Regions from separate parts of the Homo sapiens genome. Here region 2 is linked to region 1. A link is an interaction called in ENCODE POLR2A ChIA-PET data of the cell type or tissue named here. Cell type or tissue: OCI-LY7. All regions are shown on one strand. Each heading gives the region's core, and the rest is flanking DNA. Links, peaks and the distances in the headings are about the cores only.

Region 1 (12,143 bases), core at 4,846-7,345:
AGGATGGTCTTGATCTCTTGACCTCATGATCTGCCCACCTCGGCCTCCCAAAGTGCTGGGATTACAGGTGTGAGCCACCACGCCTGGCCTGAAACCTCTTATTTCTATGAGAGACAAAAGGATGTACTGTGTGATGTCTCATTACACCCATCGTTGTACCGATGAGAAACCTCAGCAAAATCCCAGAGGTAAGTGTTGACAGTTTCAAAGGTCAGAAGGCCCATGACCTTGCATGTAAAATCAAAAGGTCAGAACTATTATGTTGTCAGGGTGACACCCTAAAGAGGGGAGGATGGGTAGGCAGTGTTCTCCCTCCTCAAAGAAAATTTTGTCATTTTACCCTTATAATTGCCACATATTTTTTCCAGATACCTTTCATGTAGCCCACCCCCAATAAGTAAATATATTAGAATTTCACTGTGTAATGAGAATAAAAGAAAGGACTTTAGATGATAAGCTTTTGTGATCTTCTCCTCTCTCCTCCCTTCAGCCCTGACTCCAGTGTCTCCAGCTGAGAGGCTGAGCTTGCCAGCTCCATTTCTGACTGCTCATGGAGCAGAATCAGTGACCAAGGAGAAAAGGGCTGAGTGAAGAAACAAGTGTGAGTGCCAAGATGATGCCAAGGGCTGTGATTTCCTGGTGGGAAGAAAGAAGGAATAGAAGCCAAAGGAAGGGGGATGAAAAGCAAAACCAAGAATCACAAGGAATCAAGTTCGGAGAGAATTTTGGCAGAGATTTTGAGAGGGGGGCTTTAAGTCAGCCATGGACATACTGAAGCAAGAGGAATGAAGGGAAAAAAGAAAAGGGGGGAAAAAAAGAAGAAGAATGGGGCCAAGGAGGATTTAAGACTACCATTATAGGTTACAAGTTGAATTCTTTTTAATATTCTTCAAGCAATGACAGTAAAGATTCAAATAACTTTTAAATTACCTTTGATTTCTAAACCAAGTTTCTTGGAATGTGAAAGTCGCCAAGACTGGGCCCTGCAGGGCCTGGGTTGGGCTACTACTGCCTATGGAGATTCTGAGGGTATTAACCTTAATAATGGCATGAAATCAATAAAAATCATCCAAAAGCTTTTTTCTGAGCATCTATTGTATGTGCAGCATTGTATAAGGCATGGAAGAAAAAGCAAAATAGTATAATGTGTGGCCATGTCCCTGCAGGTGTTATATTTAAGTAAATGACCCATTTCCACGTGGGCAAGTAAGTAATAGCACTCCACCAAAACTGTCACCAGACTGTGAGGGCTGTAAGTTGGTAGGAAGAAGTACTAACTAAATGTAGAACTTAATATCTATTTTTCCTTATTTGATTTTTAAACTTCACCCCAAAACGTAATAATTGCCGTAAGCTTTAAGATTTTATAATTCCAATAATATATACCAAACAAAAATACCATTCCTAGAAAAAAAAAGTCTGGAAAAAAGGTAAAGATTAATAGTCATATTTCTGGTTGACCATTCTCTGAGTGATCTTTTTTTTTTCCTTTCTACTTTTCTGAGTTTTTCAGCTTTTCTGAAATAATATGTATGACATTTCAAGGAATTTTTTAAGCTGTTATTTTAGAATTATAGTTCTAATAATGATAAAAGACATTTTCTGACTATCCTACAATAAGATACGAGGCTAAAAACAAATATGATCTAATCTACTTTTAGAGCCTAGGCCTGAGGAAGAAAAGGGTAAAAGAAAACCATATTCCATGATGGAGAAAAAAGTCTAGAACTTACTCAAATTCTTTCTTCTAAACATATCAAGTGATCTATTTGTAGCGACCAGGTCTTTGCGTAAACATTCCAGCCATTTGCCTAATCATCTGGTTTAAATTTTAATGGATTTAACCTTGGAAAGAGGGCTGTGTCTACACTGAGAGTCAAGATACCTGGTTTCTGATGTCAGCTGTGCATTGCAGCTGACTTCCTGTGTCTATGATTGAGCTGTCTCACTGGCGTTGCCCATGGGTTCTTCGTCTTAAAAATGAGCATTTTACATACATTGATGATGGGAATGTAAAATGTACAGTCACTATGAAAACAGTTTGGTTGTTCCTCAAAAAGTTAAATATAGAATTACCCAGTATACATTACCCAGTAATACCCAGTATACCCAGTATACCCTGCCCAGTAATTCTCGTAGGTATAGAATCAAAAGCAGAGATTCAAACACATACTTGTACACAAATGTTTTAAGCGTGACCCACAATCTCCAAAAGGTAAAAACAACTCAATTGTCCATCAGAAGATGAACGGATAAAGAAAATGTGGGCCGGTCGCAGTGGCTCACGTCTGTAATCCCAGCACTTTGGGAGGCTGAGGCGGGTGGATCATGAGGTCAGGAGATCGAGACCATCCTGTCTAACACAGTGAAACGCCATCTCAACTAAAAATACAAAAAATTAGTTGGGTGTGATGGTGGGTGCCTATAGTCCCAGCTACTTGGGAGGCTGAGGCAGGAGAATGGCGTGAACCCGGGAGGTGGAACTTGCAGTGAGCTGAGATCGCGCCACTGCACTCCAGCCTGGGCAACAGAGCAAGACTCCGTCTCAAAAAAAAAAAAAAAGAAAGAAAATGTGATATTGTGGTATTCACATATAATGGGATATTAATGAGCCATGAAAAAATGATGTTCTGATACATGCTACAACATGGATGAACCTCGAAAACATTATGCTAACTGAAATAAGCCAGACACAAAAGGAAATATATTGAATCATTCCATTTATGTTAGGTGCCTAGAATAAGCAAAGTCAGAAACAAAGTAGATTAGAAGTTGTCTGGGACTGGGGGAGGCAATAATTGAAGTTATTGTTTAATGGGTACAGAGCTTCTGTTTGGAGTGACAGAAAATTTTTGGAAATAGCTAGTGGTGGTGGTTGCACAACATTGCATCTGTAATTAATGCCACTAAATTGTGTACTTAAAATTGGTTAATATGGCAAATTTTATGTTATATATCTTACTACAACAAATGAGAGATTTAATAAGATATTTCTGAAATATCTTTGAACTCTAATATATATATATAATTATTGGTAGACATGGGGTTTCGCCATGTTGCCCAGGCTGATCTTGAACTCCTGAGCTCAGGCAATCCACCTGCCTTTGAATTCTAATAGTCTATAATACCACAGGCAAAGGGCTACTGTAAGAAGAGGGAATTGATCTGAGTCTTGAAGGATGTGTTAAAATAGGGGTCCGCAGTCCCTGGGTCGCAGACCATTACCTGTTCGTGGCCTGTCAGGAACCGGGCGGCGCAGCAGGAGGTGGCAGTGGGCGAGCCATTACCGCCTGAACTCTGCCTCCTGTCAGATCAGCTGCAGCATTACCTTCTCATAGGAGCACGAACCCTATTGTGAACTGCACACATGAGGGATCTAGGTTGTGCACTCCTTATGAGCATCTAATGCCTGATTTGAGGTGGAACAGTTTCATCCTGAAACCATCCCCCACCTCTCCATGGAAAAATTGTCTTCCACAAAACTGGTCCCTGGTGCCAAAAAGGTTGGGGACTTTTGTGTTAGAATTTGTCCACTAGAATGCTTCAAAGATGGGAAAACCCAAAATAGCAAACAGGAGGCTGCAGGCCACATCCAGCCGGGAGTTAAGTTTTGTGTGGCTTTCACAGTGTTTATCAACACAGCATTTAGGATTTTAAAAACTTGGTTGCTAAAATTTAAAACCCGAGAGTATCGATATAAAAATTCTGATTCCTGGTTTCTCTGGAAACATTGAACAATCTGGTAATACCAGACCGATCCTTTCAACAGGAGTTATGAAATGGCTGCTCCCTTTATGCAGTATTTGAACTCTCTGTACTCTCCGTATTGTTTTATTCCCAGCTGGCTTCTTAATTTCTAATACTTGCATTTGAATGTCTGATCCCTAACATAAAACAAGAATCAGGTAAATTATTTCTGAGGGCCCTGTCCCTGGGTTGTCAATTTATAAAGTATTAAATTTTGTTTTCTTTTTGTTTCTTTCTTGCCTCATCTGCAATATAGAAACAACTCTTCTAGGCTACCACATAGGGCTTCAGATTTCTGTAACTGACACAAATATGTGTAAATAATTTTGCAAGCATAGAGTTATAAAGAATACTTAGACTACTCATGCAGGCAGTTCCTGAAGTTGGGTCACTGTTGTCTAGAATAGTTAAAACATTTTATAACTACTTTTATGACTACAAATTTTATTGGTTTTATTTTTCGTTTCAAAGAAAGTCAAAAGTATTACTTTAGTTTTGAACAAAAAAATGCACAGAAGTATCTAAAATAAAAAGAAAAAATCCTTCCTGTTTTACTTCCCTAGGGGTAACCACAGTTAGCACTTGAGTGTTTTTCTTTCCAGACCTTTGTTTCTGTTTGTGTCTTTGTTTTAGTTTTAGGTTTTGCACCTACAATTACGTAGATATTTGAATATGTATTTATATGAACATAGAAACATAGAACATATGGGTTTTTCCCGAAAATACATGCTTTTCAACTTGCTTTTAAAAAATTTGACAGTATGTCATAATCATTTTTCCATATGTATACACAAATGTATATGTTTCATTGTGATGGCTACGAAGTATTCAGAGCATGGATGTAATTCATTTTAGCATTTCACTTTTGACAGATATTTCAGTTATTTCTGATTTTTACTAACATAAATGTGATGATACTTTTTGGCAATGTGATGGGCAAATGACGGTGTCTCATTTTGTTTAATTTGAACTTCCCTTCTTAATCACTGAGATGGAACATCTTTGCCTATGTTTATTAGCCATTTTTATTTCCTTTCCGGGAATTATCTGCTTATATCCTGAGTTGCTTACCAAGTTGTGGACATGAAAATAATGTAACTAGAAAATACATGTATGTAGTTATATACTAAGGGATGTTTCAAAACCTCATTCCTGTCTTGGAGTGTATGTTCTTGTTCCTTTCTAACATGTCAGCTTCCTCTTATTATGGCTTGTAGATCACCAGATTAGCAACATTTGTTCTTTGTTCAGAACAACTAGCTAGGGGCAACATGTAATTTACAAAGAAATGCAGAGGTTACAATCTAATGATGCAAAGAGAAGTAATAGATATAAAACATACATGGAGCAAATCTAACAAAAGATAATGAAAATTGCTTTCTTTTGAGCAGTGCTTTGCAGTGTTGAAGAAGATGTGTATATAAATAGCTAAAAGATTAAGCAAAAAGGTAAGTGCTATAGCATTGTAATAGGGATTCCAGGGAAACAGATATAAGTTGAGAGTGTGGGGACTGTTATTGTGGAACCAGAAAGAACTCCAAGAAGGATGGTAGAGAGAGAAAAGTTGGGGTGGAAAGCCTTCTTCGAAGTGGAAGATAAACAATGTGAAGAGAAAGGACAAAAGAAGGACCAGCTCCCATTAGATTGAGCACAGCATTTAGAATGCCTGGGAAGTGACACAGGAGTGAAGACTCCCCTATTAACCTTCTTTCTTCTGAGCACCATACTCCTGTTAAGTCAATCTTAAGGCTGTGCCATTTTTATCAGCCATATCTCACTAGTGGTTTATCTGGGGTTTGAGATGAACTGAAATCTTCTAATGTTTCCACACAGACATTGTCTGTGACCACAGGAGGAATACGCTACATGTGAACCATTCTATCCCTGATTTTTAGTCACCATGACATCCATTAACTCATTGAGTCCTTTATTATCTAATGTGACAGCATTCCAAAGATAGGTATTGTCCTCCTAGTATGCATTAGGGCTGTGGTAGGTGGTAGCGAGACAAAAGTGAACATGGCAGGTTTCCTTCCTTGTGTAACCTCAAGTTTATCGCAGGTGGGTTAAGTGGAGTACTTAGATACTTAGCTAGAACATGTGAGTACCCGAGTCTTAGAGGTAGTGTGTCCGGATTTGAATCTGTTTCAAGGCCTGATCTTCACTCTTGTTAATAAGGGTTAGCCTGCAAAGGTTCTCTACCACTTGTATGAGTCTGGTGGGATAGAACACTCATACATACCAAGTTAGGCAAACAGATTTAATACTCACAGATAAGCAGCAAGGATAAACCAAAGCCTAGGATCCCTGACAAGCTGGTCCTCCAGAGCTCAGGAAAGCCGTCCAGAGTGGGGTGGAGTCTTATCTGCACAGACCCCATGTCACAATACAGCTAAGGACACCGAAAGCACACCACCCTGGGCTTTTATATCCTGGGTGCAAAGGGGCTTGCTGAGCTCAAGTGTTGCAGAATATAGCCCGGTGGTTCCGGGCCTTTTTCCTTATGTCAGGATGTCATATTCTCAGTGCATTCTGTAAGAAATCTGGGTGGGTCAAGGTCATCCAGAGACCTGTCCTCCTGCATAGCCTTGTTGGGAAGGACCAACAGGTGGCTTGCTGGTGCCTGAGACACAAGAGACTGGTGAGATGAGCTGAAAATGGGAGGTGATAATTCACACTCTCATTCAGGGAAGCCTTGGCTTTTATTTATATTATATTTTATTGTACCTGTTTACAGAAGATCAGTATGCCTTAGCAGATGGAGGAAGTTTTACTCACACTTAAAACATTTTTTTTTTCTTGTAGAACCAGTTAGTTCACATGGCCCTCTGGCATACTAGAAAGCTGGAGTGGCTCTAATAATGGTGGCATTATAATAGAATCTAACTGGACATTTGTTACTTCGTTCAGGGTTCATATTGTTCAGATTATTTTGTTTTGTATTATCTTGTTTTATTGCTTGCTGTAAATTGTAAATGTTACAATAACAAACTGACCCAGGGTGAGAACAATTTTCAGCTTGCTGGATTTCTATATAAATAATACAATCTGTGTATCTCCCACATCGGTTTGCTCAGATAGTTTATAAAACACCAATAAAATGTCTGACTTCAGGATTAAGGAAGCTGTGTAGTACGGTGGATAAACACTTGATAAGAGTTGGAAGGTAAGGCTTCTGATCTTATTTCTGCCACTTCTAATTGTGGAGCACAAACCACAAATTTATTTCCTCTTGGGTAAAATAGGGAGAGTTCAATTGACAAGGGTGTCCTTAGTGTCCTATACAGCTGCCAAAAACAACAGCCACCCTGGAACCAAACCCATGACTTCAAGAGACACAAGTGTGTGCTGACCCCAGAGATGCATGGCTGCATATCTTCCTGGTTATACATTTGCTGTGCCACCTGACAGCATGACCTTCAATCTGTCCTCTCCTCTATCTACAAGCCTAGGTCCCTTAGTTTCTTGGAACTTCCATTTCTTCAACTGTAATATAAGGAAAATAATAGTACTGTTACCGGAATGGGGTCCTGATCAAGACTCCAGAGATGGTTCTTGGATCTCACACAAGAAAGAATTCAAGGCAAATTCATACGGCAAAGTGAAAGTAAGTTTATTAAGAAAGTAAAGGAATAGCAAGCAGGCTCTGTGGTGCGATGGATAAGTGCATTGGACTTCTAGCCTAAATCGAAAGAGATTCAAAGAAAGTAAAGGAATAGAGAATGGCTACTCCATAGACAGAGCAGCCCCGAGGGCCTCTGGTTGCCCATTTTTATGGTTATTTCTTGATTATATGTTAAACAAGGGGTGGATTATTCATGCCTCCTGTTTTTAGACCATGTAGGGTAACTTCCTGACATGCCCACGGCATTTGTAAAGTGCCATGGTGCTGGTGGGAGTGTAGCAGTGAGAATGACCAGAGGTCACTCTCATCACCATCTTGGTTTTGGTGGGATTTAGCAGGCTTCTTTACTGCATGCAACCTGTTTTATTAGCAAGGTCTTTATGACCTGAATCTTGTGCTGACCTCCTGTATCATCCTGTGACTAAGAATGCCTTAACTTACTGGGAATGTAGGCTAGCAGGTCTTAGCGTTATCTTATCAAGCCCCTATTTAAGATACAATTGCTCAGGTTCAAGCACCTCTGACAGTACCTCTGTCATAGGAGTGCCTCGCGGTCAGAACAAATTTATAGACAAAAATGTAATGTGATGTACAGAAATTGGAAGTGAGGTACAGAAACAGCTGGATTGGTTACAGTTCAGCATTTGCCTTATTTGAACACAGTTTGAACACTCAGCAGTAAACGACTGGTTGAGCCATGGCTGCTGGGATTGGCCAAGACTCAGCGATTGTTACAGGAACATAACTCCTAAGTTAGGTTTTCAATCTTGCCTACCTATTAAGTTAGGTAGCAGTTCATCCACAAGGACTCAAATATAGAGGTATGGAGTCCTTCTCAGGCCACGTTTAGTTTGCTTTAACACACTAAATAAAGAAGACATTTTTGAAATGAAAACAGTGAAATTCCAGATGAACAGTAAATAGAACTACCAGTCAGTGAGTCATTTTTCTTGGCTGACCCCACAGTGAAAATGCATAAAAACACTGGAGAAAGTATAATATAAAATGACATTTAATGAAGAAGACTTCAGTAAATCGATGAGGAAGTTAGGATTTTTCAGAGGCTAAAAAGTAAGTGAAAGCAGAAACACAAAAAGGTCAAAGAGGTTGGCTTTTACCATGGAGACATTTACCAAAGCAAACTCTGGTTTTCTTCCTTGAGAAGCACAAATGACCTGGAGCCAAGGCTTGTTACAGTAGGTAACTAGGCAGACATGAACAGGGCCGGAGAGGCCCCCCTTCATCAGGAATGTCTGGCAACCATCAGGTTGATGGTCAGGCGGTTGTTAAACTGCCTCTGCAAAATAACAATTTGTTGCAGCCAGCGCCAGGGAAAGGCAGTCTCCCAATAGGTAGAAACACCTGAAACTGGTGATCAGCATCTTCCCGATGGAGTTGGGCGGGCAGGTTCACGCATGTTCACTAAGCAGCAAAATGGCAGAGTTTAACTGGTGTAAGACCTTCTAGGAACACTCGACTGGTAAGGGAAGAATGCCTCAAGTGAGCATGCGTACAACTCCAGTAAACACAGTGCACAAGCGGCCCCTCTCAAGTGCTGGCAGGTCACTGCGCATGCGGAATGCCAACGTATAAGACCCCAAGTTGAGGGTCAAACCACGCACTTGATCTCTCAAGTCACCTGCTTGGCCTCTTCCAAGTATACTTTACTTCCTTTTGTTCCTGCTCTAAAACTTTTAAATACACTTTCACATCTGCTTTAAAACTTGCCTTGATCTGTCCTTATGCCTTATGCCCCTCAGTCAAATTCTTTGTTCTGGGGAGGCAAGAATTGAGGTTGCTGCAGACCCAAACAGATTCAGATTCACTGCTGCTAACAGACTCACCTGAATTGAGGGTGGAATAGCAGACCCCTGTCAAACCTAGAAGACATAAAAGGTGAAAGTGCTGATGTCTTCTTGGATTTCTTCTTCTCCCTTTTCTTTTGGAAGCGAATTGTTCAGTAAGTCCTCTTCATTCTGTAATCCAGTCATTGCTCCTGATCTTCAACCCTTCAGGCATTGACACCCTCCACCAGCGAAAATCTCACTTACATGTGGAATCTTAAAAAAAAAAAAAGTCAAATATACAGAGAGAAAAAAAACTGTGGTTGTGGTTACCAGGGGAAGGGCAGGGGTTGGGAGGAGGGAGGAAATGGAGACAGGTAGGTTAGAGTTTACAAAGTAGCAGATGTGTAGGATGAGCAAATCTAGATATCTAATGAACAACATGAAGTCTATAGTTAATAAAATTGTACTTTATTTAGGAATTCTGCTAAATGAGTAGATTTTAGCTCCTCGTGAACATACACACACACAAATGGGTAACTGCATGAGATGATGGATATGTTAATTTGCCTCACTATAGAAACCATATTACTATCTATATGTATCCCACAACATTATGTTGTATGCCTTAAATACACATACACGATAAAATTTATTTAACACAATTTAAAAAAATAAAGTCATGGGTATTGGAGTATATTTAGATTTGCACAATTTATAGCATGTGGTAGGTACTCAAAATATATTAGTTTTCTCCATCTTCAACTAGAAAACAGAGGAGATTGTAATGTTAAAGATGCTTGAGAAGAATGTTACACATTAAAAGCAGAATTTTAAGAATCTTAATGTAATAGCAGTGTTGGAAAGAAAAGCATTAGAGAATAGGATAGTGTTAGGACACGGTTTACAACATTGCTTTTCAAACTATTTCTGATGAGGAGCCTCTTTCTCTCTCTTTCTCTCTCCTTCCTTCCTTCCTTCCCTCTTGCTTGCTTGCTTGCTTGCTTGCTTGCTTTCCTTCCCTCTCTCTCTTTCTTTCTTTCTTTCTTTCTTGTTGCCCAGGCTGGAATGTAATGGCGCAATCTTGGCTCACCGCAACCTATGCCTCCCAGGTTCCTGCCTCAGCCTCCCGAGTAGCTGAGATTACAGGCATGTGCTACCATGCCTGGCTATTTTTGTATTTTTGGTAGAGACGAGGTTTCTGCATTTTGGCCAGGCTGGTCTCAAACTCCTGACCTCAGGTGATCCACCTGCCTCAGCCTCCCAAAGTCCTCAGGTGTGAGCCACCACGCCCCGCCTCTTTCTTTCTTTTTTAATCTACTGCAGGTCATCTGTAATATACAATTAAAACTTACTAGCTAAATGAAATTTAAACTGGCATAGGGAAACACAAGCCTAGTGTTCTATTTTTGGATCCAACCAACAGACATAAAATTACTTTGTCAAATTGCTGTCAATTCTTCTGACAACTCCTAATTTCTGTACTTGCCTTGGACTGGGAACCAGCTGTTCATGGAAGGGCACTGCTCTAAAGTAGCACTGGCCAGGAGCTGCTGTAATAATCCTCTGTCAATGCCCTCCAGCCAAAGACCAACAGGAGCACACCTATTACTGATCAAGTTGGGTTTGTGAAATCACTTTGCAATAATTTTAAGTGAGAAAATGACAGTGAAAGAGATCTGATCTAACCAATCTTCAACTTGCCTTTAACCTTCAAACTGCCCTTAATCATTCCTGGGCTTAGGCCAAGATAACTTTGGGAGACATTTAGTTTACAGTTTAAATGATAATAGCCTTTGACCAAAACTAAACCACCTTGGTAAAGCTTATGAAAGGCCACTAGGTTAGGAGGCTGTGAGGAGCCTGAATTCGGCTAAGGGATAGACGCAAACATTACCAGCTGTTATTCCGGAGGTCACAGATTTGCAACTTTTCCAATTACTCCTGCAGATAACATCATCATTGTAGAATGTAAGAATGACCTTTTGAGATGTCTTTTCAGGTTTTTGCATTTCTGATGACCAATGGGTCTACCTGGACCCACCAACCCTCACCAACAGGGCCTGCCAAACTATACTTGAAAAGCCCTGGCCTTCAAATTTTCATGGCAATTGATTTGAGTAATAACTCTGTCTCCCATGTGTGGTGGCCAGCATCATGTCAAACTCTTTCTTTATTGCAATGTCATGGTCACAGTGAATTGGTTTTGTCTGTGCAGTGGGCGGGAAGAACCTGTTAGCAGCAGAATGTATCCTAGTGACACGGCACCAAAGCATGTTGGCTGCGGCAAATCCATATGGGTCTGCAGCAACCTCAATTCTTGCCTCCTCAGAAGAAAGAATTCCACGGAGGGGCATAAGGCAGAGTGAGAGACCAAGGAGGGTTTTAGAGCAGGAGTGAAAGTTTATTAAAAAGCTTAAGAGCAGGAAAGAAAGGAAATAAAGTACACTTGGAAGAGGGCCAAACAGGTGACTTGAGAGATTGTAACAGCCCAAGGAGTTCACCTTGCCCGCTGCCTAGACAGAGCTGATCCATCAAGACAGGGGAATTGCAATAGAGAAAGACTAATTCACACAGAGCTGCCTGTGCGGGGGACCAGAGTTTTGTTTTTTGTTTTTGTTTTTTTTTTGAGACAGAGTTTCACTCTTGTTGCCCAGGCTGGAGTGCACTGGCGTGATCTCGGCTCACCACAACGTCCGCCTCCCGGGTTCAAGCGATTCTCCTGCCTCAGCCTCCCGAGTAGCTGGGATTACAGGCACGCGCCACTACGCCCGTCTAATTTTGTATTTTTAGTAGAGATGGAGTTTCTCCATGTTAGTCAGGCTGGTCTCGAAATCCTGACCTCAGATGATCTTCCTGCCTCGACCTCTCAAAGTGCTGGGATTACAGGCATGAGCCACCGCACCCGGCCAAGACCAGAGTTTTATTATTACTCAAATCAGTCCCTCGGAGCACTGGGGGAGCAGAGTTTTTAAGGATAATTTGGT
Region 2 (12,143 bases), core at 3,913-6,412, 54 kb after region 1:
CTCAAGCGATCTGCCCACCTTGGCCTCCCAAAGAGCTGAGATTGCAGACGTGAGCCACCGCCCCTGGCTGGTTACTGTTTTTTATGTGTGTAATGTCGTCCCAAATTTCTGTGAGAATGTCCTATTTTTTTTTTCTCATACCTCTTCTATTCTGTAAATTATTTCTGTTTTTTCTGGGGTGAATTTTTTTGGTATCACCACCTTTTTCAATGAGTTGTTATTTTGTTCCCAATCTCATTTAAATAAGGGGTGTGGAGACTAAAGCAATTCCATCTTGGATGTTAATCCACCATGTTATCTTGTCATTAACCCCAGTTCTGTGAAGGCTTCCAAGATTTCCGGCTTATTTATTGTTCCTTGTGTAAGAGAAGGTACTTACCATAAATTTCTGGTCAAAACAACCTTGACGTTACTGTGCTATGGTTGTCCTACCTGTCCCTTCTGAAGCATGTATACCCTTTCCCTATGGCATGTGAGTACTGGTTCTGCGGGTAATGGTGCAGGAATCCACCCTCTCGTCTTATGGCTGCCCAAGATAAGGCTTCTGTTTGTAAGTCACTATTAAATGTTTCTTTCTGAGAAACTGGATTTGTCAGCCTCTTTCTTCAGCCCCACAGCTTCCTCAGCCTTTGTGGGTAGATTTGCCTAGACCTGTCCACCACAGAACAATGCAACAAGAAAGCTGACTAGGAGCCTGGTGTCCATGGATGTTCTTGTTCACTCGTACATTTAAGTTAGGATGAGCAGATGGATGGAGCCTTCCCTATTCCCAGCCTCAAAGCCAAAATATGGTTATTTTGTTCAGAGGCACAGAACCCAATTTAAATGTCCTGTTCTCTCTCAATTTTTTTAAAAAACTTGTTTAGCAAAGAACCCTTTGATATTTTGCCTGGAAGTGAACATCTGGCTCTCTGCCATTTTTGTTAAAGGGATGAAATGAAGTTAATTGTCTTATACACATGTACTCATACACAGTTAATCGCCTAATACCATTTTTCACCCTGCCTTCATTAAACCTTCTAACTGAGATTTCAAAGCCTCTGAGGAGTTGGACAATTTTAACTCCCATTTTCACTGTAGGCCTCTTTGTACATCCTAGGCTGAGGCTGGTATGTTTTGTCTATTAGCTGTATTAGATCTTACAGAAATTAATTGAAATCCCTTGTCCATTGCAGACCTCCTCCTGCTCTGTTTTATTCCTTCACTACTGCTTAAAAGAAATCTTTGAAGGGAGGGAAGACAAATTCATGTGCTAAGACCTCTTTCTTAAACTGGAGTTTATTGACTTTAAAACCAGAAAAATAACAAGTAATTTACAAAATACACCCAAGTCTTATGGACTTCTATAAATACATAGTACCCTGGCTTTGGAATACAGATTTTTTTCTTTTAAGACAGGGTGTCGCTCTATCACCTAGGCTGGAGTGCAGTGGCGTGATCTCAGTTCATTGTAACCTCTGCCTCCTGGGCTCAAGTGATCCTCATGCCTTAGTCTCCCAAGTAGCTGAGATTACAGGTGCCTGCCATCACACCTGGCTAATTTTTGTATCTTTAGTAGAAAGGGGGTTTTGCCATGTTGGCCAGGCTGGTCTTGAACTCCTGACCTCAAATGATCCACCTGTCTTAGCCTCCCAAAGTGTTGTGATTACAGGCGTTAGCCACGTGCCCAGCTGGAATTCAGGTGTTTTTTATTTCTTAAAATATGACAATCTTTTCCTCAAATAAGTGTCAAAAACAGGCAATGTCACCTTAATCTTTTACTGGTTTTCCTTTCTCATGGGATGGTACAGAATTAGAGTATGATAGGGTCCTGGGTGAAAATGGTAGAAGGGATACTAAGTATAATACAATGAAATAGTTTATTCTCTTTAGCTCAGTGGTTCTCAACTGGGGGCTATTTTTCCTCTTAGAGGATATTTGGTACTGTTTGAAGACTTTTTTGGTTGAGAGAACTGAGGATATTCTATTGGCATCAGTGCATAGAGGCCAGGGTTAACTGTAAGCATTCTTTTTTTTTCTTTTGAGACAGGGTCGTGCTCTGTTGCCCAGGCTGGAGTGCAGTGGTACAGTCATGCCTCACTGCAGCCCTGACCTCCTGGGCTCAAGCAACCCTCCCACCTCAGCCTTCCAAGTAGCTGGGAGCCCAGGTACGTACAACCACGCCTGGCTAATTGTCAAATTTTTTGTAGAGATAGGGTTTTGCTATGTTGCCCAGGCTGGTCTTTAATATCTGGGCTCACACAATCTGCTCACCTTAGCCTCCCACAATGCTGGGATCATAGGCATGAGCCACTATGTCTGGCCTAGTATTCTTAATACATAGGACACAACAAAGAATTATATAGTCAAAAATGCAAATAGTGCTGAGGTTAAGGACTTTTTCTCTTGTGCAACAATGTGAATATACTTAACAATACTGAACTGTACACTTAATGGTTGAGATGGCAAATTTTATGTTACATGTATTTTACCACAATTAAAAAAATGGGTCCTTATTTGCTAGGAAAAATTTTTGTTTACCAGTTAGTTTTATGCTATTTGATCAGAAAAAGAACATTTTATTTACTTCTATGCTCTGTTAGAGCTTACTTCATTGTCAAGATTGAAGGATAATATGTGGTGAAATACAGAACGGAGCCCGTGTGTGCAGATACCCTAGGAAAGCCAACTAAGCTACTGTGCCAGAATTTGCAAACCACAGAAATGAACTAACTATGGATAACTTAAGCAATAGACAAAATGTACTGGAAGGCAGTGCGGTCAGTTGTAAATCTGGAAGAGAAGCCCTACACCTAAGCTATGAGAAGGACAGGGCCCAGGGCAGCTTCAGGGAATCTGTCTGGGTGCAGGATTCACTAGGCAGTGTCTCCAGAGCCCCATGGCCAGGATGAATCCACCTATAACCCCTCCAGTGTTTTTGGGAGAGTGTCTGATAGGCCAAGCTTGGGTCCTGTACTCTTCTCTCAGCCCAGGCAGCTTGAGGCAACCTATGTGACATCTCATGAAGATTGTACACAAAGGGAAGAGGCAGTTTCTTGTCCCCAGAAGTAGGGTGATGGGATGCTGGGCAGGTAAGAACAATAGATATCCACTTTAGCTGCAAGGTAGATACTGCCTCCTGCTGTCTAAAATCAAAATACAAAGAGCTAAACAAACAACAAAATGCTTAAATCACCACTTTTGCTTACTGTGAACCTTAGGGAAATCATTTAATCTCTGTTTTGTCTTCTACAAAATGAAGAACTTGAATTTAATGACATAACTTCCTTTTCATTCTAGCATCATATTTATATATTTCCTTATGTTTTAAAAGGGTCTTTGAACGCTTGTTCACATATACTTAATTTTTTGCCTGGATTGTGGATTCTCCTCTCATTTGATCTATTCTTGGAATGGCTTCCTAAGGCTGCAGGATAGTTCCGAATTTCGGGATATTGATCTGCTTTTAGGGTATGTGTGGGAAGGATAATTTTTATCAGTAAGAAAGTAAATTTCAATTGTTCATCTCCCTATAGAGAAAGCCATTCATGGGTGTTGGGAGTGTGGAGAAGGAGGAAGAAAGAGAAGGCTGAAACAGCAAAGCCCTTGCCAGCTCCGTGTTCTGCTAAAAGGTTAAACCTTGCATAGAGAGTGCTTCACCCAGAGAAACACAGTGGGTTTCTACGTGTGGAAAGGGAGGACCTGAGCTGAAGGACATCAGGAAAATGAGTTTCTGGGGAAGTGAGAAGGAGTGGGGTTTAAAGACAAGAGGAGTTGGGAGACAGGTGGCAAGAGGCTGCAGCCTGCAGAAGCAGGTGGCCAATGAGAAATTCCTGATCGGGGATAAGTAAAGGATTTGGGCTGGGTGCGGTGGCTCACACCTGCAATCCTAGCACTTTGGGAGGCTGAGGCTGGTGGATCACTTGAGGTCAGGAGTTCAAGACCAGCCTGGCCAATAGGGTGAAACCCCATCTCTACTAAAAATACAAAAATTAGCCAGGGATGGTGGCATGTGCCTATAATCCCAGCTACTTGGGAGGCTGAGGCAGGAGAATCGCTTGAACCCACGAGGCGGTGGTTGCAGTGAGCCGAGATCGCGTGCCACTGTACACCAGCCTGGGTAACAATGACACTGCCTCCAAAAAAAAAAAAAAGGATTTGAAGGATGGGGATAATATCCATAATATCCAATTTTAGTTTTGTTCAATTTCATGACCCTTGCACAGTAGAAAATTCCACTATTTATGCAAATCTCCAGCAACATCTACATTCTCATTAAAGCCTGTAGCACTGGTCTGTAGAAAGTTAAAGAGAACAGGGTGAGACCAACATCTGCGTTGGCATGGGGAAAAGGGAAGGGAACCTAGAGAGTGGCTGCAGCAGGAGAGGTTGCAGGAAAATCAGGAGGTGAGGGGCAGGTAGGAACTTGGAGCTGGAAGTGACCGTGAGGTGGTAAGTCTTAAGTTGTTGGAAATTCTCAGACATTTGTGGGAAGAATTGGACTTTCCAGAGGACTCAGTGTGAGAGCACGGGCCACAAAGGTAAGGGGAAATTAGTGTAACTTTGGGCCACACTAATGAACAATAAAGAGGTGGAGCTCCCACCTTCCCTCTTGGGTGGAAGGGTGAGGTGCTGCGGAAGACCTCAAAATAGTGTGGTGGGATTCTTTTTTTGTCTTAGTCTTTCGTTTCATTGTATAGTATGTCTTCACAGAAAGAGTGCTCCAAACTATAAATAAATTTACCATGGAATAAACATTTTATTTATTTGTGTATGTAACATTTATTGACATCTACCCACTGCAAGTATAGATGAATAAGACACAGTCACACCATAAAGGAGTTTATCCTTAAAAGGAGTGAAAGACATTCAAAAACCAACTGCAATAAAAAAGGGTGACATAATTGCTAAATGGAGTGGAGGAACAGTGCTTATCAATTCTGATTGTGCAACAATGATATACAATCCAATGAATGAATGAATGGATGTTCTGCCTGAAGTTTCTATTTCTTTCTTGAATTACTTCTCTTTCCTATTGAGAGAAAAAAAAAGAACATTCTGATATGTAGAAAATGCATAAAAACCATCCTAAGATTATACAGGCAAAGGAAATGTCACAGAAAGTATAATCTATTATTCACTCAGACCATTTCTTGTCCCTGGGACAAAGATTCTGAAGAACAACCTCCAGAGGCTAAGAAGGCAGGATTGACTGGAGTGTGGGCCCAGGGCTCAGGTACCTTTGCATCTTGTTTCTACCAGTTTACTAGATGTGTGACCTTAGGTAGTTTACTACTTAACCTCTCTTAGCATCAGATTACAAATCTGTAAAATGTGGATAATAATGTCTCATTGAATTCTTGAATTAAATGAGTTAATCCATGTGAAGTCTTGGGATACTGCAAGTACTCAATGCATGTTAGCTATTATTTATTTATTTTTTGAGATGGAGTCTCACTCTGTTGCCCAGGCTGGATTGCAGCGGTGTGATCTTGACTCACTGCAACCTCTGCCTCCTGGGTTCCGGCAATTCTCATGCTTCAGCCTCCTGAGTTGCTGGGACTACAGACATGCACCTTCACGCCCGGCTAATTTTTGTATTTTTAGTAGACATGGGGTTTTACCATGTTGTCCAGGTCTCGAGCTCCTGGCCTCAAGCGATCCCCAACCACCTTGGCCTCCCGAAGTGCTGGGTAAAGGCGTGAGCCACCGCGCCCAGCCAGCTATTATTTTTATCATTCTGAGTATAGCATTAGGAATCTTGTATCTTAATCACTTTCTTTGGAATCTATGTTTTCTGCTCATATTACTTTTTAGATTAACTCCCTACATATACAGCCCACATAATTAAATTCTATTTCCATTTGTCCAGAAGTTACTTGTTTCCAACTCTGACCAGAGATGCCCTTTTGTCTAATACTTAAGGTTTTAATGCACTAGTCTCTTTTCTTCCTGTTAAATTTAATCAGCATGCCTCAGACCTTCTTTAGTCTCTTTGTATTTTTCTTAGGGTTCTAAAATATTTATAGACTGCTATAGAATATTCCATGAGTTCCACAGTTTTATGTAAGGGGAGGATAGTATTTTCAGTTTTGTTCATGATAACTTTACGAACAATAGTCAGCATTTTGTGAATCTTTTGGACAGCAGTGGTTCTTTACGTCGTAACTTTTGGGAATAGTTACACAGCATTTTCCAAAGTGTGTTCTCTGAAGTGCTAGTTTATGGGACTCATTGAGACCCATAAAAAGGATTATAATTTAGGAAACACTGAGTTAAACATTTGTTCAATACTCCATACTCTCTAATAGTCTATACACCTGAAATACAGTAGGTAGTGTTTCTTGAACTTATTTCTCCATAGCCTCCTTTTCTGGGAATCACCCTGTAGGACTAGTGTTCTGAGAATACAGTTTGGGACATGCTGATTTATAGCAAATGCTAGGTTGAACTGATATCTTAAATCCAGTGTCTTACTGGAATATTTCTCCCCTGAGGACAGTCCTCTATTATGTGGAAGCACTTTCATTGCTCACGTGATCATTTGAAGAATCTTAAGTGATCTTTTTGCAGTGTATTCTCTTCATCCTGATATTTTTACTGGCTAGGTTTAGTTATATCTGCTGATTTAAAGATGTCATTCTGTATTCTTTTATTCTTACTAGGATAAAAAGCTTACTGGGTAGTGATAGGCAGGAATATGTCGTAGAAAAAGTATGAAGTCACATAGCCCTCACTTGGAATCATGGCTCAAGCACTCGACAGTCACATGACCTTGGACAGTCCACTTAGCCTCTTTGAATCTTACTTTCCTTATCTTTATCCAGAGACAGAGCTTTTTATTCTTGTCCTTTGATTTCTTTCTCAAATACTACTTTTGGCTGACTCAATACAGTAAATCCAAATCAGTGCACTTAAAAAAACTGAATTTGGAACTTGATTAAACCAAAAAAGCATAGACTGGGGCAAGGGATATACATAAGTATCAAGACCAGGAATGATAAGCAGTTTCTGTCCGTGGTTAACCGCTTTCTCTACATGTACGTGCAAACAGGAAGAGCAGGGTCACTTATAATTATCTAGGATTGAATCCTTAGGAGTGGGCAGCTATGAAGAAAGGTGTTTTGTCCCTTCAGTCCACCCCTACAGGGGACACTCTCCTAAACTATTTAAACTGAGAGAGGAAGAGCAGTGGGTGGCAGCTTGAAGAAAATCTGGACAATATCATTTGCATAATTTTACCACATGATACTATGTTACTGAAACTCACAATCAACATCTTCATAGTATATTACAGCCTAGTTATATTTTAAGTATCTAAGGTCCCCAATTCCTCCCCTCAATAGGCTTTTTGATATGAGTTCCAGTGTGGTTTTCCAGGTAAATACCCATTTCCCAGCCTTTCTTTTCCTACCCCACTCTAAAAAGAAAATGGGAAATCCTCTTATTTGAAATAATAAATATTACCATATAGTTTCTGAATGCCTTTAATATCATCCTGGGAAAGTTTAAAATTTTGGGGATCTCCATTTCCATAGGTTGGATACATCACTGCATTAGGATCAGAGGAATGTCCCATACCCAAAGAATGGCCAAGTTCATGAGTTGCAGCATACAGGAAGTTAATCCCTACAACCGAAGAAGTGACAAACAGTAATGATAAAAATAGCTACATACATTATGTAATATTATATATATGATATCATAATTTAAAAAAACTAAAGAAAAATACCCAAGTTTTAGCCCACGGTAGCTTACTTATTTGTTTCTAGGCTTTCAAAAGTGGAGAGGGGTTAGAAGGTTAATCAGAATAGGAGTGCTTTAATCTCATCACTACTTCTGCTTATTAAAAATGTGTAATTTTTTTTATTTGCTTCTTTCATTCAGGCAGCAATACTCTGCAGTGGAAAGCAAAGGTTTTAAAAGCACTAAGACCTAGGTTTGAAATGTAGCTCCACTACTTACTAGCTGGACAACTCTGGACAGATTAATTGATGTTGCTGAGTCTCAGTTTCTCATCTGTTAAACAGAGACAGTAATTTCTGCCCTCTAGATTTGTCATGATAGCTAGAGTTTCTCAATATTTGGGAAGTCACGGCCATTCAATAAATGTTAGTGACTTTGGATATCAGAAGAGAGAATGGTGGCTTTGAGAAAGCGAAGATTGAAAGGCAGGGTCTCTAGGCAATGCTGGGCTTTGTTTTTGATTTTGATTCATTAACTTGTATTACATATATCCTTTGTTCTCCCTCATACTCATTGAAAGGCTTTGCAAGTATGTGGAAGGTGTGAGCCCGTGCGTTTGAGGAGTGGCCTGAGCTCTGGTGGCGTTGCATTGAATTGAAGGAAGCTGCCTTTAACCTACCTTAAGTGGGAAGAAAGAAGAATGAAAAGAATATGCCAGATGCAAATGGGAGGCAGCATCACAATTTAACATAGATTTTCACAGCAAGACAGCAAGCTATGGTGAATTCCTTTTGCCAAACACAAGTACAAATTTCCCTTTTAGGGCCAGTTGGTAGCCTTAAAAAAATTGTCTCTAATTGGGATTATTTATGCCAGAGCTCTTCTCCATTAGTTCTCTCATGTGCCTATAATATCCTACTATGTAAAATGATAAATATGATATACTAAATCATGGAGTTGGTTCTTTCTGGAAAATAGTGAATAATTCCAGAATTGCATATACTTCTCAAATATCATAGTTTCTACTTCTCTTTCTTTTCCATTTGGGGCATGTATTTTTTGGAAATATGAAGAAAGAGCTATAATTTAATTAATTATTAATACATTCCAAGCACTGTATAAGCATTATCTCATTTAATTTAAAGACTCCTTGATGTGGGAACTATTTATATTTCCATTCCACAGAGGAGGAAACTGAGGCTCAGAGAAATTCAATAACTTGCCCAATGACACAGAGTAATTGGTAGACGTACAGCAAATTGGATCAGTGGTGCTTGACTCCATAGCCTGAGTGTCCATCTTCTGTGTGTAGCATTATGAGTATATTACATGAAATAATGCATTTCAGGCATATAGTACAGTGTTTGGCACTTAGCAAGGGCTCAATACTTATTATAAATTAATATAATTATTTAACTTAGTGTAAGTCCAGGATTTTAAAACGGATGTGGAGTAGAAGAGACATGAGATGCTATACCTAGACTGCTACCATCCGTCCAGCGTTCATCCTCATCGAAGTGAGCATCTCCTCCGAGACCTGTCCCAGGCGCAAAGGCATGAGCCAGCGTGTTTCCTGGCCCATCAAATGGGTAGGAGTCCCCATGAGCTGAAAGAAAATGGAGTGATTGTTCTTAGTGACTGATTTTTTTTTTCTCCAGTCATTTTATTTTTCAGTTTATACGATTATTGAGGCTAGAAAAAGCAGCCCAGTCCAGGCCAGGCATGGTGGCTCACTTTGCGAGGCCGAGGTGGGCGGATCACCTGAGGTCAGGAGTTTGAGACCTGTCTGGCTAACATGGTGAAACCCCGTCTCTACTAAAAATACAAAAATTTGGACATGGTGGCACATGCCACCAAGTAGTAATCCCAGCTACTTGGGAGGCTGAGGCTGGAGAATTGCTTGAACTCAGGAGGCGGAAGTTGCAGTGAGCTGAGATCGCGCCACTGCACTCCAGCCTGGGTGACAACAGTGAAACTCCATCTCAAAAAATAAATTAAAAAAAAAAAAAAGGCAGCCCAGTGCAAGTAGCTGACATTGTTATGTGCTGTCGGTTGCACTCACAGGGTAGTTTGGGTGCTTTCTTGGCCCAGACACTTTTCCTTTCACAGAACCATTGCTCATCACTGATAATCACCATATATTGAAAGCTTACTGGATACAGGACTTAAAATGCAGTTATATCTAACTTAAGGTTGCATTTAAGCTTTTGTTAAATTTGACCACTTTGCTCGGCCAAAGGGTGGTGGGAGGGAGAATGAATATGAATACCACATTTGGCAAGTAATTTGTGCACCATTTCATAGGTTTTTTTTTTTTTTTTTCTTAAAAACCTAGCTTATTCTTCGTGGGCATAGTAAATAGTCTCTTAGAGAGCCATGCTCAAGATCTCTTAAAATGGCTTTTTATAGTCCTTTAATGTGTGATGCAGAGCTGGTTATCTTCGAGGTGATATGAGGCCAGTCCAGTTTATCTAGCTCTTAAAAAACTTGTAGTGCCATGATTAGTGCTTTCCCATAACATTTTCTTCGGTGTTGTCAATATTGTGGGTTGAAGTTCAAATTTCAGCTACAGTAGCCGGACCATTCCACATAGAACAGACTGAAATGGGCAACATTTTTCTCTAAATTTGCACCATGAAACACTAGCAATTAAGAACAATTTATGTATATGGGTTTTATATATACATATATACACACACACACATATATAACACATATACTAAAAAAATGGGTTTTACATATAGAAAAACCCACGTAAAAAAAAAAAATATATATATATATATTTTTTTTTTTTCTTTTGAGACATAGTCTTGCTCTGTTGCCCAGGCTGGAATACAGTGGTGTGACCTTGGCTCATTGCAACCTCTGCCTCCCAGGTTCAAGCGATTCTCATGCTTCAGCCTCCCAAGCAGCTGGAATTACAGGCATGCGTCACCATGCTCAGCTAATTTTTGTTTTAGTAGAGATGGGGTTTCACCCTATTGGCCAGGCTGGTCTTGAACTCCTGACCGCAGATGATCCACCTGCCTTGGCCTCCCGAAGTGCTGGGATTACAGGCGTGAGCCACCACACCCTGCTGTGTTATATATTTTTAAGTTCTTTAATATGAAAGTTTCCATTTCCTACTTCCTTGCCACATGAAAGGCATTAGCAACAGGTCATATACCACTTCTCAGGGGACTCTTGAGGCCTTTGGAAGCTGCGACTCTTTCTGTTGATTTAATATCGATGTTAGGTAGATATATTGTAAACATATAGTCATGTGCTACATAATGATCTTTCAGTAAACAGATCACATATACAATGGTCCTATAAGATTATAATGGAGCTGAAAAATTCCTATAGCCTAGTGATATAGTAGTTGTGATAATGTCATAGCTCAATACATTACCTTTTCAATGTTTAAATACGTTTAGACACACAAATACTTGCCACTGTGTTACAGTTGCCTACCGTATTCAGTATAGTAACATGCTGTATAGATTTACAGCCTAGGAGCAATAGGCTATACTATGTAGCCTAGGTGGATAGTGGGCTGTATCACCTGGGTTTGTGTAAGTGTATTCTATGATGTTAGCACAGTGACAAGATTGCCAAAGTTCTCATTCTCAGAGTGTATTCCCATTGTTAAGCAGTGCATGACTGTATATATAAATAATAATTCACGTTACAAAACAGGGGTTGGCAAACTTTTTCTGTAAAGGGTCAGATAACAAGTGTTTAAGCTTTGTGATCTCTGTCACAGTTGCAGCCTGAGCCCAAACAGTCATAGGTAATAGGGAAATGAAGGAGCCTGACTGTGTTCCAGTAAAACTTTATTTACAAAAACAGAAGGTGGGCTGGATTTGGCTCATGCATCATAGTTTGCCAACTGCTGCTATAAAAAGTGGCTCTATATTACCAGATTATAAAAATTATAATAATATTGCTAAATCTATCTATTAACTATCTATCTACCAATCATATCTCATTAAAGGATTTTAATCTTCATAAGAAAAGAGCACTGATATAAACCATGAACAAACAAAACAGGACACAGGATTAGCCTACAGGAATCTTTCTTACCTCCTCGCGCAAAGCCAATCATGATGTCAGCAGTTCCCCATACAACTTTCCTGAAATGCAGGGGGATCTCTTTGCCCCACATGTTTAAAGCCTTTGACACTAATCGATCCACTGTAATATGCGGTAAGTCTCGAGTATATGATACGATCCTAGTAGCAAACAAGAAAACAATGTTTGACCCCTAGGAAACAGGCTTTATTGTTTTTGCCAAAATGAGCCAGAGCAAAACTAACCTGTAGGTGACCACTTTGGAAGTCCATTTTGGGCTATTTGGAAATAGTGAGTATTCTGCAACATCTGGCACTCCACATCTGGGCTTCTGCATTATTTCTATGACGCGGGAGTTTAACATTCCAGTTATAGGTAGGCCAAAGAATTTTTGCATCTCCTTGAGTTTGGCTTCTAAACTGTTG

Evidence for each region. Peaks named below come from ENCODE experiments on the same cell type or tissue, not always from the same donor. Only the 100,000 strongest peaks of a DNase experiment are listed, where the experiment ranks them.
Region 2: POLR2A ChIA-PET joins it to region 1 with 5 read pairs; 4 of 35 experiments call an interaction of 5 or more read pairs at or near these places.

The regions. Positions count from the first base shown.
Region 1 is chr11:102,460,958-102,473,100 of GRCh38, forward strand. LOC124902740 (a long non-coding RNA gene) reads left to right here and starts at 5,734. Exons shown (of 2, transcript XR_007062865.1): 1 at 5,734-5,808. LOC102723838 (a long non-coding RNA gene) reads left to right here and starts at 6,298. Exons shown (of 3, transcript NR_135076.1): 1 at 6,298-6,411. TMEM123-DT (TMEM123 divergent transcript) reads left to right here. Exons shown (of 2, transcript NR_135053.1): 2 at 491-1,081. In OCI-LY7, for the core only: no CTCF peak of the experiment used is centred there; no DNase peak of the experiment used is centred there; H3K4me3 peaks cover 381 bases.
Region 2 is chr11:102,515,794-102,527,936 of GRCh38, forward strand. MMP7 (matrix metallopeptidase 7) reads right to left here. Exons shown (of 6, transcript NM_002423.5): 2 at 11,964-12,143; 3 at 11,731-11,879; 4 at 9,143-9,271; 5 at 7,447-7,608; 6 at 4,715-5,011. The coding sequence ends at 4,983. Among named protein-coding and RNA genes, the nearest start is that of MMP7, 8.9 kb to the right of the region's middle. In OCI-LY7, for the core only: no CTCF peak of the experiment used is centred there; no DNase peak of the experiment used is centred there.